Linked DNA regions of Homo sapiens: regions 1 and 2 are each linked to region 3. The links are chromatin contacts, found by Hi-C in ENCODE. All regions are on one chromosome and are shown on one strand. Each heading gives the region's core, a stretch centred on a gene start or an enhancer-like site at or near the end of the contact. The rest is flanking DNA. Distances are from core to core; before and after follow the strand shown. Region 1 holds the start of LINC00652 (long intergenic non-protein coding RNA 652). Region 2 holds the start of KAT14 (lysine acetyltransferase 14). Region 3 holds the start of KIZ (kizuna centrosomal protein).

The links. A loop is a pair of places that touch in the nucleus more often than their neighbours do. Pooled maps may share reads with other maps.
Region 1: a map of B cell shows a loop between it and region 3 (22-fold over the local background). The contact joins the promoter of LINC00652 here to the promoter of KIZ in region 3. A Hi-C loop is called at or near these places in 3 of 168 maps with a recorded cell type or tissue (B cell, CD4-positive, alpha-beta T cell and naive thymus-derived CD4-positive, alpha-beta T cell) and 9 of 50 pooled maps.
Region 2: a map of B cell shows a loop between it and region 3 (16-fold over the local background). The contact joins the promoter of KAT14 here to the promoter of KIZ in region 3. A Hi-C loop is called at or near these places in 3 of 168 maps with a recorded cell type or tissue (B cell, CD8-positive, alpha-beta T cell and ascending aorta) and 9 of 50 pooled maps.

What each region holds. Positions count from the first base shown.
Region 1 is chr20:18,791,865-18,796,573 of GRCh38, reverse strand. LINC00652 (long intergenic non-protein coding RNA 652) reads left to right here and starts at 1,990. Exons shown (of 4, transcript NR_026883.1): 1 at 1,990-2,406; 2 at 2,771-2,909. It overlaps LCDR (lysosome cell death regulator), which reads right to left and starts at 2,525. Exons shown (of 1, transcript NR_026885.1): 1 at 509-2,525. RefSeq lists an enhancer at 2,310-2,849.
Region 2 is chr20:18,136,116-18,140,905 of GRCh38, reverse strand. KAT14 (lysine acetyltransferase 14) reads right to left here and starts at 3,043. Exons shown (of 11, transcript NM_001392073.1): 1 at 2,855-3,043. PET117 (PET117 cytochrome c oxidase chaperone) reads right to left here and starts at 3,043. Exons shown (of 2, transcript NM_001164811.2): 1 at 2,855-3,043. The coding sequence starts at 2,950. RefSeq lists a silencer at 2,555-2,674.
Region 3 is chr20:21,123,287-21,128,345 of GRCh38, reverse strand. KIZ (kizuna centrosomal protein) reads right to left here and starts at 2,264. Exons shown (of 13, transcript NM_018474.6): 1 at 2,142-2,264. The coding sequence starts at 2,230. RefSeq lists enhancers at 1,746-1,795, 2,696-2,795 and a silencer at 1,956-2,535.

The sequences.
Region 1 (4,709 bases), core at 741-3,240, 2.3 Mb after region 3:
TCATCAGCTGTGGCAATAGTGGTGCTTGGACCATGTGACACTCATTCTCCCCAGGCTAACCAAGGCACACTGTCATCATGAAAGCAGAGATATGAGCAAACAATCCCAACTCCCCAGTGCTCTTCAAACCTTTGCTTGCACCTATTGGCCAAAGAACATCACATGGGAAATCCTAGTGTCATAGTGAGAGGCCACTACCAGGCTACATGGCAAAGGGTAGGTGTAAAGAGTCGGGACCAATAATGCAATTAATTGACCACACCCACAGGACAGTGTCAAGCCTTGGAAACCTTTCTTTCTTTCAAAAAAAAAAAAAAAAATCACCGAACTGTACCAAACTCATGTGCGAATATATTTTTTACATCCCAGTAACTCATTTGAGACTTTTAAACACATAGAACAAAGATCATGCCCTCCCTTCCTTCCCAGATATCATCACTGCAGGAATCTGGCCCATATAAAAGCATTCCTATTTTAGGACAAAACTAAACAAAGGCCCAAAGACATATGAATATCTAAAATTGAAAAAGTTTATTTATCTTTGAATATATCACAAGTATACTCAACTGGCAATATTTTTTTTAATTAGGTAAAATGTACAAGGTGTATCTTCCCACAAATTAATGAAACTGATTTTGAACAAACAAAATTGACACACAGATACATTTTCTAAGTGATGCACTTTTCCAATGATGTCAGCATTACTCAAAACATTTTTTAGAATATAAACATATAATTGATTTTATAATTGCTGTCAGAAACAAAGGCACATTCTTTTACTGTCCCAGAACATTCAAGATGCTTTCAATTTATTACAAGTACCAAAAGCAGCCACAACTCAAATGGCTCAAGCAGTTAAAGGAATTATTCTTTCCCATAAAAGCGGTCCTGAGGTAGGGCTACAGTGGCTGAACTTCTGCTATGATAAGTATTCAGGGGTTTCCCAGGACACAGCATCAATGCTAAAACTGGCAAAATCCCAATGGACTGATCCCTTCAATGGATGACAGGACCCTCTATGGCTGAAAGACTCTAAAGTTCTTAGTTCTTAGCTGTGACAGGACAGAGAACCGACATGTCCCACCTGCAGCCACACCCATCCCCTTATTATTACTAGATCTTATCAAAAGCTGACTTGAAGAGGAAAAAAGGCCAAAAGACTTCTTTTCTTCACCTAACCGCCGATGCCCTCCTTTTGGTTTTATGGTTCCAACCTGACAGCTACTCTGGGCTACAAAGAGCCCCTTCTTGACAGATGACTGCCAGCTGCAGGCTAGATCAGACTGGTCTCTGGAGATTGCACAGATCGTGAACTTGTGCCCTATGTTTCACCTTTTTGCATTTACAGCCTAATTATAATACATTTAAATGTTAAATCTTCACCCCAGAGTGAACACAGGTCATCCGCTTTTGGATATTCTTCATATGTAAGCCCAGTGCGTGTCTCTAACGAGTTTCCTCCATGAATTTTCATAGGCTTCTCCTGTATGCTACAGAATACGTATATCCTACCTCTCCACCTAGCATAAATACCTACCTTTTCTCCTTCAAAGTATGCTTTATGGCCTCAGGTAGAGGCCTGCTTCCTGCCTGCAAGTTGTAACCTCTTAGAAATAGTTATATTTTGTTTATTTTGATTCTTTTCAGTCGACACATGCAAACAGGAACGAGTTGGCTACTTGAGGGTTGGTTCCTTGTGCATCTCAGTGAGTCTTGAAAAACCCCAGATCCGTCCTTCCTTCCTGCCGCATGTCATCCTAAGGCCAGTGTCTGTCAGGGAGGCAAGGCAGCAGCAGTACTTTTGGGAAACATCCAGAATAACATTAAAAAGCCCCTTTTTCCCCACACGTGTCTTTTATCCAGAGGGTCTGTTTTCCACAAGTTCTTCAGTGATTTCTCCCCAGTCTCATTGGCTGGGATTGGCTTTCACGCCTCTTAACAGGATTGACCATGGTTCATCAAGGGTCAACTTGAAAGCTGAACCCTGCCAACTTTCCCTGAATCTCCTGACTATGGTGGAGGAGTGTGGATCCTGGAACTAAACTGAGGTGATAGGGAGGAAAAGAGAGAAATCAACAGTAAACGCTGCACATCCTCTGTCTGGTAAATGTGCATCACTGATTGTATCCAATCTAGATTCAACCAGAGAGACGGAAGCATTAAGAATGACATAGAATATGGAATTTGCTATAGGGATTTGAGCTTCTACATTTGCGGGAAGGAGCGAGTTGAACACTTAGGAACAGCTGTTGCTGCCGTGTCTGGTGGGGGGCCTGAGAGTGGCAGGACAAGCAGCCTGCCCCAGAAGTGGAAGAAACTGAAAGTGGAGTCCTGAGAGCTGAATCTGCCGCAGGCCCGCGGGCCGCCCGGGAATTAGGAAAGTTAGAGGGGATCCACGCCCACAAGGTAAGCCAGCAGATGGGGACAATTCCCCGGGCTGCGACAGTCCCTAATGTCGGGCACCTACCTTTCAAGCCTACGAGACGACAACACTGCGTCACTTCCGCCTCACGAAGCCCGCATCAGGTCACGTGGCGTGTGCTAACCCCGGAAACCTACAGGCAAGGAATTCTGGGAAACGTAGTTCCCGCTTAGCTAGGTTGACATGGTACAAAGCCACATTACCACGCTAAGTGTGGCTTTGATTTTTAGAAACCGCCTCATGCTAAGTCTAGGGAATACAGTGGTTGAATGGGGTGAGCGCTGACCTTTAGCTATTCTGGAGGAACATGTCACTTTCACTTATTTTCTTTCATGTTTTCCCACCCAGTGCTATGGACTCTGATCGCCCAACCAGAGCAAACCCAGAAGGACAACTCTCCAAGCCTTTCAATCACTCCCACTAACCCGTATTGTGGACACACTATTGTGAGGCCTACTAAGGATGTACTGCTGATGACCTTTTGAAGGTAAGTCAAATGCAGTTAATCCTAAGAGGTTGGTTAGCCCCCTGCATCTTACTGAACACAGTAAATCAAAAGCGCTGTGCCCTTGAGACAAATATGATAAATTCCCTCTGCAGTTTTGAAATGTTTATCAATGCTAAACAAGGTAGGGGGATGTGGGGAGCATGAAAACAGAAAGACAAGGTCTGACAGACACATGGGAGAGATGTCTGTTTCAGAGGCTTAGTTCAAGTGGTTACTGTATTTAGGCTATTTAATTTAAAGGTGGTTACTGTATTTACATACACATCAGAGAAGTCCAAAATTTTAAAGTAAAGATCAGTTTGCAAAGATCTTGTCAAATTATTCGTTTTAAAATGAGGACCCTTATAACAACACAGGTACTTGAAAATATTTTGCTAATGAAAGAAGCTGGACACAAAAGATTACACCATGTACAATTTCATTTATATGAAGTTCTAAAACAGGCAAAACTAATCTATGGTGGGAAAAAAATCAGAATAGAGTTCACCTTGGGAGTTGGGGGTAGACTTAACTGGAAAGGGGCCTAAGGACACCTTCAGGGATAATGAGTGTATGCATTTGTCAAAATTCACCATAGGGGTGAAGAGCACTGATGTCTGCCACTTATTTGAAAAGCATCAAAAAATAAGATGGATTGATGGATGTATACAAGCGTAGGTAGACATATACATAAAACAAATACAGCAGAATATTAATTGCAGAATCTATGTGGCGAGTATATAGTTCAGCCCAGGTCTGAGTCATAGACAGATGGATGTCATAGATAGATAGTCATAGATAGATACCGAAATACTGATTGGGGAAGAGATAGTAAAGAAGTCATGGGAAAAGGATACAAAAAAAGAGAGAAAAGTGGCCGGGCACAGTGGCTCATGCCTGTAATCCCAGCACTTTGGAAGGCCAAGGTGGGCGGATCAGGAGGTCAGGAGAACGAGACCATCCTGGCTAACACGGTGAAACCCCGTCTCTACTAAAAAAAAAGAAAAAATACAAAAAATTAGCTGGGCACGGTGGCGGGCACCTGTGGTCCCAGCTACTTGGGAGGCTGAGGCAGGAGAATGGCGTGAACCTGGGAGGCGGAGCTTGCAGTGAGCTGAGATCAGGCCACTGCACTCCAGCCTGGGCGACAGAGCGAGACTCCGTCTCAAAAAAAAAAAGAGAGAGAAAAGTTACTGTCAGTTAATAGGAAGATATCAACAGACAGTCCAGACATTCAGAATATTTAATGTGATTCACTCTAACCTTTAAATTATATGATATACAATCAACCTGATGAGCTCCATTTCTCTCATAGTTACTAGGTGCTTGCTATGTGACTACCCTAAGCCAAGCACTTTTGCAAGCATTGTCCACAGCACGCTAAGAATCCTCCTCTACTTATTCTACTCTTAATAGCCCTATATTTGTCCATTATAACATAATGTGCTGCATAACAGACCACCACAAAACTCAGTGGTGATCTGAGTGGCTCACAATAGTAAACAATTATTTCTTGATTACATGTTTTCAGAGTGGCTAGTGGTTGGCCCATGTAGGCTGAGCTCAGCTGGTCCATCCTTCTTGGACCCACAGACTCCCTGGGGCATGTTCTTCTCATGATGATGACTGCAACACAAGAGGGCAAGACATCCTACACAAGCACATTTCAAGATTTTGCTCACATCATCTCTGCTAAAATTCCTTTATCCAAAGCAAGGAACACAACTGGTTCAAATAAGCACAGGCCTCCAAATATCCAGATCTAAAAATGGAGTGTTCACCTCAAGCTCCTTATTTATC
Region 2 (4,790 bases), core at 1,794-4,293, 3.0 Mb after region 3:
CACCTGGGTGACAGAACAAGCCCCATCTCAAAATAAATAAATAGGGTTTTTTTTGTTTTGTTTTATTGGTTTTTTTTTTTTTTTTTTGAGAAGGAGTCTCGTTCTGTCACCCAGGCTGGAGATCTTGGCTCCATGGCACGATCTTAGCTCACTGCAATCTCCACCTTCTGAGTTAAAGCGATTCTTGTGCCTCAGCCTCCCCAGTAGCTGAGATTACAGGCGTGCGCCACCAGGCCTGGCTAATTTTTTTGTATTTTTAGTAGAGACGGGGTTTCACCACGTTGGCCAGGCTGGTCTCGAACTCCTGACCTCAAATGATCTGCCTGCCTCAGCCTCCCAAAGTGCTGGGATTACAGGCATGAGCTACCGTGCCTGGCCAATAAATGGTTTTTAATAGTGGCTATATAGAGTAGAATTAATGGGAGTGGGGCCCAGGGCCTGCGTATGTTTGTGGGGTTTTTTCCAAATTATTTTACCTATTTTTAAAAACTCACCTAATATAATACCTACTTGCTGGACCTCCTCCAGGCCTACAGCTTCATTATGAGGGATTTGAAGGAGTCCCGGGATTGATATAACTCAACTGAAACACAACTGTCTTGAACCATGCACCCTTGGCAAGATCACCACTGAGACAAAAACGGAGGTGCTTATTCCACTCCCCCAACTGCAGGTCTTCCTGTCCTGTGCTTCTTACACCATGACACACCGATACCCACCCTCCCAAGCCCACACCATTCACCAGAATCATTCCTTCCACACCTGCCTCCCAGATCCTACCCTTCCTTCTCAGAGATGTCACGTGTGCTTATGATCTGGCTCTCCATCCCATCATTTGCTATCTTCCTCTAGGTTTCAAGGTCTATGCTGATTGCCTCACACATCCTTCCTGTGACCCTCACTGAACTACCTTTCTAACAACTTTCCTTACTAATCACTAAAGACCTCTTTATTCTTCCAACCCTAACACCTAGAACTCTGGCTCCTCATGTAGCACTGCTTAATTTTTGCTAGGTTACTGTGAGGATTACAGATGATATACATAAAGTGCTTAATACACTGCCTGGTATGTGGTAGACGGTCAGGAATCAATATTCATTATTTAATTTCTTGCTTCCTTGAACCTTCCGACACATCCACTGTGCTAATCATTTGTCCTAGTCTTTCCCACTGCTATTAATACAATGTAAGCCCCTAATGAAGAACCGGACATAAAAGGAAAAAAAATAAACACACACACACACACACACACACACACACACACACACACACGTTATTTTGGTTCTTCAGCTCTAACTTCCAAATAACCACTTTTCCACTCTGTAACACAATGGTGCTTAGTCCTGTGTTAAAATTCTCTGGGTTACTTTTAAAACATTGTTGAACCAGGTCCCCATCCCCAGGAGATTCTGGTTTAAATGGTCTGGGGTGGGGACCAAGCCTTAGTCACATTGTAAAAACTTTCCGGGAACATTTGATGTTCAGTTAGGGTCCAAAGCCAAGCTCTAATCCATCCCTACCCAAACCCTTCAAACATCACTTCACTGACGTCAGATCATCTGTCATACTAAATTTTACTCCATCTCAAGTTTTCCCAGGATCAACATCTTTTACTTTTCCTTGTAAGAGGCGGAAGTCTTCTGCCTCTATTCCAAAAGCCAGCCCCTTAGGAGCACATTTTAATCCCAAATCTCTGATCTCTCCTGTGCCCTTTCATTGTTAAGTCATCTCAACCCCTCGTCAAAATTCTTGTACCATCACATGCTTCCTCTCTTCTAATTTCCACAGTCTGTGAACACCAAGAACAAAGACCTCATCCACTTCATCTCTGTATATCAAGCACATAGCACAGTCCAAAGGTCTGGGTAGGCAAATCAAGAAAAGACTGTTTACTCTTGATTCATCCAGTCCATTATTTTCACCCTTGGTGAACTAGGTTCAACCCCAATCACTGCCAAGTTGTTTTCTGAAAATTCACCAATGACCCTGTTCTCAGCAAGGTCGTGAATCACTGATAGACTCTGGAAGAGTGGAGTTTCCTTATCTTTGTATTCCCAAGGTGCTTAGTGAGGTAGCTTCCACACAGTAATCACCCATTAAAGGTCTGTCAACTTGAATAAGAAAGAAAATATGAACTGAGAGGACAGAATAGTCACTGCTGATCAGCAGGTCACGGATATTTCCTGAAATAAAAGTACCAAAAAAAAAAATCTGGAGACTGTTATCTCTATCGTTCCCAGATTCTAGTTTCCATAGCAAACTGTTCATTTAAACGAGAAGTGCAAACATCTCACCAAATTATCTTGGTCAAAGGCATGGAGAGTGAGTACGGGGAAGGGGGGCTCCCTTACCATGGGATAAAATCAATAGCACGTAAAACACATTAGGCTTTAACCCCAACCTTGGGCCAGGAGGGAGGCTGGTAGCTTGCAGAATGCACCCCAAGAAACTCCTTCCCCACCTTCTATTTTCTAGCGGCCCAAGTGAGATGTGGAAAGGTCCGCACCCTGCGGGCCGGCTGTGACTTGAAAACAGAGCCACTGGGCACCCCAAAAGCTTGCGTGCCGTGCCTGTGCGGAGCAAGGCCCCTTCAGCGCGGAGCTCCAAAGGCGCTAAGCCGGGCAGCCGGGTCGTCCTGAATCTGCGGGCTGCACACGCCCGCCGGGAGCTGCAGCGCCCGGAGCCCAGCAGAGCGGCCGCCGGCCGCAGCCGCAAACGCGTGGGGTGCAGGGCCGCGCCACCGCGGGGGAAAGACACGAAGAGGAGCTGAGGAACCGAGCGGGCAGAGACCACGAGAGGCCCCAGGTCGACGCCGCGCGCGCGGGCCCGGAAGAGACGGTCACGTGACACCGACCTGCTGGTCCCACTGCTGCTTCACATGTACGCCGGCCACTGTGGCCGCCGTCAGCAGCACCGAGAGGCCCAGCACCACCTTCGAGCTCCTAGACATCCCCACGCTGGCGGCCGCGGCCTCTCTCTCCCGCCCGCCCGAGGCGCAGAGGCCGCCGCAGAGTGCGCACCGCCGCCTGTACTGCCCAGGCTCGACCCCTCGAGCGCAGAGCCCCAGCCGTCGCGTGCGCCGCTCGCCGCTGCCAGGCGTGAGCAATCGAGAGCCGAGCATAGAGCGGCGCCCAGGCTCTACGAACTCTTGGCTTCACTAGGGGCCTCCTGCACACCCCGCAGGCGACAGCGTTAGACCACCCCCGATTCAAATTCTAGGAGTCCCGGCCCAAACTGGCCCCGGCACCTTACCAGGGTGGAGGGTGGGGGTTCCATGCCCCTCAGTCAGTTCAGTACCAACCTCACCCCGGGCGGGGTCTGGATACCGTGCTGACCCCTCTCCCACAGACGTCCCTTCTGAGCCCCTGACTGATCCAGAAGCTTCGCCCAATACCGGCTTCGCCTAAACGCAGCCCCCTCATTGCTCCTTTGGCGGGGCAGGCGCCACCAGGAGACCGCCTCGTTAGGCAGCTTCAGAGGCGCGGGGTTCCCATCCGTGGAGTTTTTGCCTGAGGACCCATTATTAAACGCTGTAGTCGCGGTCACCTGGTTTCACCTTGACGCTGTGGGGCGACTGGTCAGGCTCGGATTATTATTATTATTATTATTATAATTTTGATACAGAGTCTCTGTCTATCGCCCAGGCTGGAGTGCAGTGGCGCGATCTCGGCTCACTGCAACCTTACCGGATTCAAGCGATTCTCCTGCCTCAGCCTCCCGAGAGGATTACAGGCGTGAGCCACCGCGCCTGGCCCCATGTAATCTTTGTGATCACTTTTACACCCAAGTTTCCGCGCCAGTAATACAAGGGAAATAAATGATATAAAGAAGTCTTGCGTTGGGAATAGTTAAGCAATTGTGCAAGACGCATTTTCACTTCTTCCTCGGGTAAAAAAGGCAAGGCCTCCCAGAAACTTTTAAGTATCTGATAGAGCAACCAGTGAAAACGTGTTCATCATTCAATCATTCTTTCCCACTAGAATTCACAGAGAACGAGCTTCTTCCGGTGGACACGGCTATAGGCAGTATTGATTAAGCCTCACCAGGGAGTTTTACAACATTCATTACTGTTCATAGTGCTTTGCTATTCCAGTCTCTTATGTGAGCGTAAATGGCATAAGGGGACTATTGCTCTTAAAGGTATCTTTAAAGATACCTTTTCCAAATGTCATTTTGTCCACAGCATTTTTTGCAGCCTAGAGAGAATGTACCACTGAATTGGAAAATGGAGTTCTTGCTGTAATGAACTTTGAGAAGAAATTCAGTTCAGGGTGTATTTGCATATTTCTCTTTAAAAATTATATTAGACTTCTTTTTATTCGTGGTATATCCTAGATATTTTCCCCTGTAAATCAGTGAGCCTTCAACAGAGCTGTATGTCCTTAGAGTGTACATCAGGGAATTAGATCAATCGCCTTTCATTTTATTGTGACTAATTTTTCAACTTGTTTTCTTGAAATGTACTCTTTTCTTTATTTTCAGGATACTAGAAGCAAAAAAAAAAGTATTCTACTTTTAAGAAATCATTTATTATTAACTGTGTCAAATAAAAAAGTGGGTTGGGGGACTGAGGGAGGTCTTGCAAAAAAAAAAAAGTATGTTTATCTGTTTAAATATTTATAAGCCTAAGCAGTATATTTTCCGTGATTATTGTCGCATAAATTACTGATTTGTGAGAGTGACTGCATATCATCAAACTGAGAAGCAACTATTTTTTTCTTTTTCTTTTCTTTTCTTCTTTTTAATTGAGACAGGGTCTCACTCCGTCGCCCAGGCTGGAGTGCTGTGGG
Region 3 (5,059 bases), core at 1,015-3,514:
TTTGTGTTTCTTTGTTTAAAAAGGTACAACCAAGGCCGGGTGCAGTGGCTCACACCTGTAATCCCAACACTTTGGAAGGCAGAGGCAGGCAGATCACCTGAGGTCAGGGGTTCGAGATCAGCCTGGCCAACATGGTGAAACCCCATCTCCACTAAAAATACAAAAATTAGCTGGGGTTGGTGGTGGGCGCCTGTAATCCCAGCTACTAGGGAGGCTGAGGCAGGACAATCGCTTGAACCTGGGAGGTGGGGGTTGCAGTGAGCTGAGATCATGCCATTGCACTCCAGCCTGGGTGACAGAGTGAGACTATGTTTCAAACAAATAAACAAACAAACAAAAAGGTACATCCAAACACTCAAATTGGATACAGACAATAATATTCTTTACACATTGCTTTGCAAAACTACAGCTTTCAGCTTTTTTTTCTTTTTTTACTTTAAGGCCCATTATTCTAGCAAAGAGAGAAAGAAAAAAATCTGTGGCCTTACTTTGCATATTAGTCAAGCCCCCTCATTCCTGGTAAAGAACCAAGGTTCAGAGAGGTGGAACAACCTGCTCAAGGTCACACAATTGTTCGTGGACTAGAATCCAGGTTTTGATATTTCTACTGCAGCCTTTTCTGTATCTAGAATTATTTGCCTCTATAACTGTGTCCAGTGTGCATTAATTTGAGTTAGTTATAAATTCTTAAAATGAAAAATGAACACACACAGCAACAGATTTGTACTGACTTAAAAATAAAACAAATCTCGAAATGCAGAACCGTGAACAGGCTATAAAATTTGATTCACATTCCTTATATATTTTCAACAGCCTCACCTTGTTTAATAATTAAATAAGTGTTAATCATAAAGTACATAATTATTATACAGTTATTGTGCCATAAGGACTATAAACAGCCAGGTGTTCCTAGCACAGGAAACAAAAATAACTTACAATTAATAGTTCAAAAAGAATGCCATTTATGAGTGCTGTAAGAATGCCAAGAGTCACAAAAGTTAGGGAATGGGTTGAAACAGGGAAGGCTCTACAGGAAGAGATTTCTTTTTAAAGTCAGAAATTAAGAGGTCACTGATATGGGTGAGCGGTGACATGTCAGAAAGAAAATAGGACGTAGAAAAGGAGTACAAGGTAAAAAAAATGCTAACGACAATTAAGGAAGCCTGTTGTAGATGCTCTATAAATATCTGACAAGAATTAAATCTAGCGTAAGATAAATGTAATTCCTTTTCAAAATCGCTCACTTCTGCCTTTATTTTCCATGTAATTATTGTTATCATTTTAGCACTGTCACGCACACAGCTCTCCTGTTCACTAGAATGATTTTGTAACTTTTAACACTCATTAAATGTTTTGTTTATCAAGAGATCCAAAAATGTATTTCCTTTCTTGTCAACTAATGAGAGTTACAACTCCAATTAACTTAGCAGCTAAATAAGAGGTCCAGCAATTTATCTTTTACGTGGTTATTCATAGTACATTGCGGTATAATTTTCTCTCTATATGCACTCTTAGATCTAGCTGTTTTCAGTGGTTCCCATCTTTCATATCTTAATCAAAGGCATCATGAACCCTCTGGAAGCTGGACTTCTCTAGCTGGAAATTTCATCCCTTCGCTGGAAATCTAGCCAGCCCTCGCTACCCCTAAAAGTCTCCTGAGTTTAAACGGGGGCACATGTTTGACACACACACACACAACCGTCTGCGTTCCAGGACTTGTCATCATTGATGCAGTGCAGCTGTCACGGCGGGATGGCAATTTGAAGAGAGTGGGGAGGGGGCGTGTAAAAGGGGACAAGAGAAACTCACAAGGCTTGATGGAGAGTGACAGGCAGAAGAACTCCCACCTTCACTTCTGGGCAAATTCTGTGACGCGGCCGCATCCTCAAACCGTAGACCAGGCTTTAGCTGCTATTGACGGGGCGGGGGCGGTCTCTCACCTCTCTCCGCTCCCACCCCCAATACAGGGGGTGGCTCTAGTAAACACTGTCCTCCAGGCCCCACTGGGAGCCTGGGGGGCGTTGCGCGCGGGCCTGGGCCCCGGGGAACCTCGGACGGGGGAGCGGGAAGGAAAATGGGGCAGGGCACGCGGAAGACCCCCGGCGCGGGCCGACTCCCCACCCCCGCCCCAGTGCCCTTACCTGTCCCGCAGCCCGTGCTGGAGTTGGCCCAGCCTCTCGTAGTAGTCGGGACTCGACAGGGGCACGGCCGATGCGAGGGTCCGGCTCATGCTGCTGCCGCTGCGCCAGCTCAGCACAGCCTCTGGGTGGCCGTTCGGCCGGGGTTGCCGAAGGAGACCGCCCCACCATGCACCGCGGGTAAACACCGCGCCGGGCCGCCTGCAGGAGGCGGGGCAAGACGCCGTGGGGGCGGGGCGCCGCTGAGGGACGGGGCGGAAGCCGGCTTTGTGGGGGGCGGGACGAAGACCTGCATGGGGCGGGGAAGAGGCGTGGCAGAGGCGGGGCGTCGTGAGGCCGGGGCGGACCACGTCGGAGGGGCGGGCGCTCGGTGCCCTCTCCTCTCTCCCTTGACGCGGTGTCTCCTTTCCCCTCACCTTCCAGGATTCGCACAAGCTACGTTAATGTTACAAGGCGCATTCCCTCCCTTTCTTTCGTCTCTCGCTTGCTTCTTTTCCTCGATCTCCTTTCTTGCCAGGATTTGTTGAGTGCCAGGCACTGTACTAAGCTTGTTCTATTATATCAGCACTCAAAAGCGACACAAAACACCAAGTAAAAAAAGACAAACCCTCAAATGCTAAACAGCCGTGCTCAGCCCCGACAGTGGACCAACCCCTTACTCGAAAATCCGTGCTGAATCTAAGGATTGTTCCAGGTGCCAGTATCGTTGGCGAGAGGGAAAAGTTGATAACTAGTTGCTTGGGAAGCAGACGTTTGTGCAGACAGCTCTAAGGGACAATGCTCCTAATGTCCTGTAGGATCCTCTAGCAGGAGCCCGGGAGCCAGACTGCCTGGGTGTACATTCCCTATCCACGTCCCAGCTGCCAAGCCGTGTGCAAGTCACCCCAGGTTTCCTCATATGTAAAGTGGGAGGCTGTTAACACAGGATTAGTTTAGGATTCGATTGTTAATATGTGTTAGTGTTTATAAGTGGGCCCAGCACATAGAAAGCATCAGGTTTTATTATCATCACCAACGTCGGGAAAAAGCTTCCTGAAGGAAGCCAACCATATTTCAAAACCCACTGGGCAGAAAAATTAAGCCTTAGCCTGCTTCTCTGCCTTCCTTTCCTTTTTTTTTTTTTTTTTTTTGAGACAGAGTCTCACTCTGTTGCCCAGGCTGGAGTGCAGTGGCGTGATCTCGGCTCACTGCAAGCTCTGCCTCCCGGGTTCAAAAGATTCTCGTGCCTCAGCCTCCTGAATAACTGGGATTACAGGTGTGCGCTACCACACCCAGATAATTTTTGTTTTTTTTGGTATTTTTTATATTTTAAGGAGAGACGGGGTTTCACCATGTTGGCCAGGCTGGTCTTGAACTCCCAACCTCAGGTGATCCACCCACCTTGGCCTCCCAAAGTGTTAGGATTACTTGCATGAGCCACCATGCCCGGCCTGTAGAGTTTCTTTAGTCTCTTATTGTTCACTTCTTTTGGTTTCTTTCCTATGCCATTAATTTTACTTACACATACAAGGTGCAAGGTGTGACAAACTAAAATTGTAAGAGAGATGGAACACTCAAAGGCCAACAACACAAAACTATGATTTTACTCAGCCTTCCATTCACATTTGCCAGTTCCAGGGCAAGAGTGTGAATGGAGGCCCTCATACCATCCGCCTAAATATTGAATTATAATTCAAGATAACAAACTTAGGTAAAATACGTGTTCTCCTCTCCACTTTGACCAATATGCCTTCTTAAGAACCTGGACAACCAGGGTGGAATTTAGTTTGCCTGCTTCTCCAGCTCCCCCCAACTCCATTTCCCACCCCAGGCTCAGTCTTGCTTTGTGAGGGGGTCTCATACACTAGCAGGGATGTGTGTGCCCTGCCTCTTCTCCTCCTCTTCTCCAGCCAGCAAGTCCCAACTCTGCCTACATCCCCACCTCAGCCTCCTCTTGGCCGGGCAGTGAGCATGCCAGTGATGGTCACCCTTGCAGGAAAGACCCAGCCAAGAGGCCTTTTAAAGCCTTAGAAAGCAGCTTGGGCCCCTTTGAGCAGGGAAGGTAAGGGTGTTGGGTACTTAGAACGTGTTCTAGAAGAGCATGTGTGTGTATGTGTGTGAGCACCCCAGGTGGGCCTGTCATCTGGCCCTGGGACCTCCTTGCCTTGCGTGGAGCAGCATGGGCAGAGAAGGGCTAGAACAGAACCTCTAATACACAGAAGCCAGGGCAGAGGCCTTCTTGCCCTGGTCCAAGGGTAGCACTGATGTGACTTTTATTTAGTTTTTATTCAGATTATATCCAATTGATTCAGTGGTAATGTGCAAAGGTTTATTTTAATGAGTTTAGTGTAACTAACATTTTACTACAACCCTGGCAAAGAAAAGAAAAGCATTAAATTTTTAGGATATTTTATTTAGGACCATGCCCCCAGGGTTAGTTTTTTTTTTTAAGAAAAAGAATCCCCAAACAATTAATATAACTAATTTTAGCAAGTAGCACAGAGTAAGCAGATGAGGCAGTCATTTAGCACCCAAAATTTTTATTAGGCCATTTTAGGAGAATCTAAAATTAAATGTAATTAAACAGTAAATAGATAATTCAAAATAATTATAATTTACATCCTATGGTTGATTCATTAATGACGTATGACAAATCTAGATGTAGGATCTCCTTTATTAACAATAACACATAGCAAACAAAAGGAATATTTCTAGAGTATTTATGCTAAAATTATGCATTTTAAATGGTGACAGGCTTTCAATAAATTCTGAGTTCTTCACTTTGAATATTTAATTTGCCAGAGCCCTCTATTTTAATATTTTTCTTCAAACTCTTTATTTAGCTGAGCTGATTTCTGTAAGCAGCCCTGCTTTTAGCTCACTGGACCAAGGGTCATCAAGTCTGCCTAGATCAAGGCTTCCTCTAAGTCCTAGAATGTCTT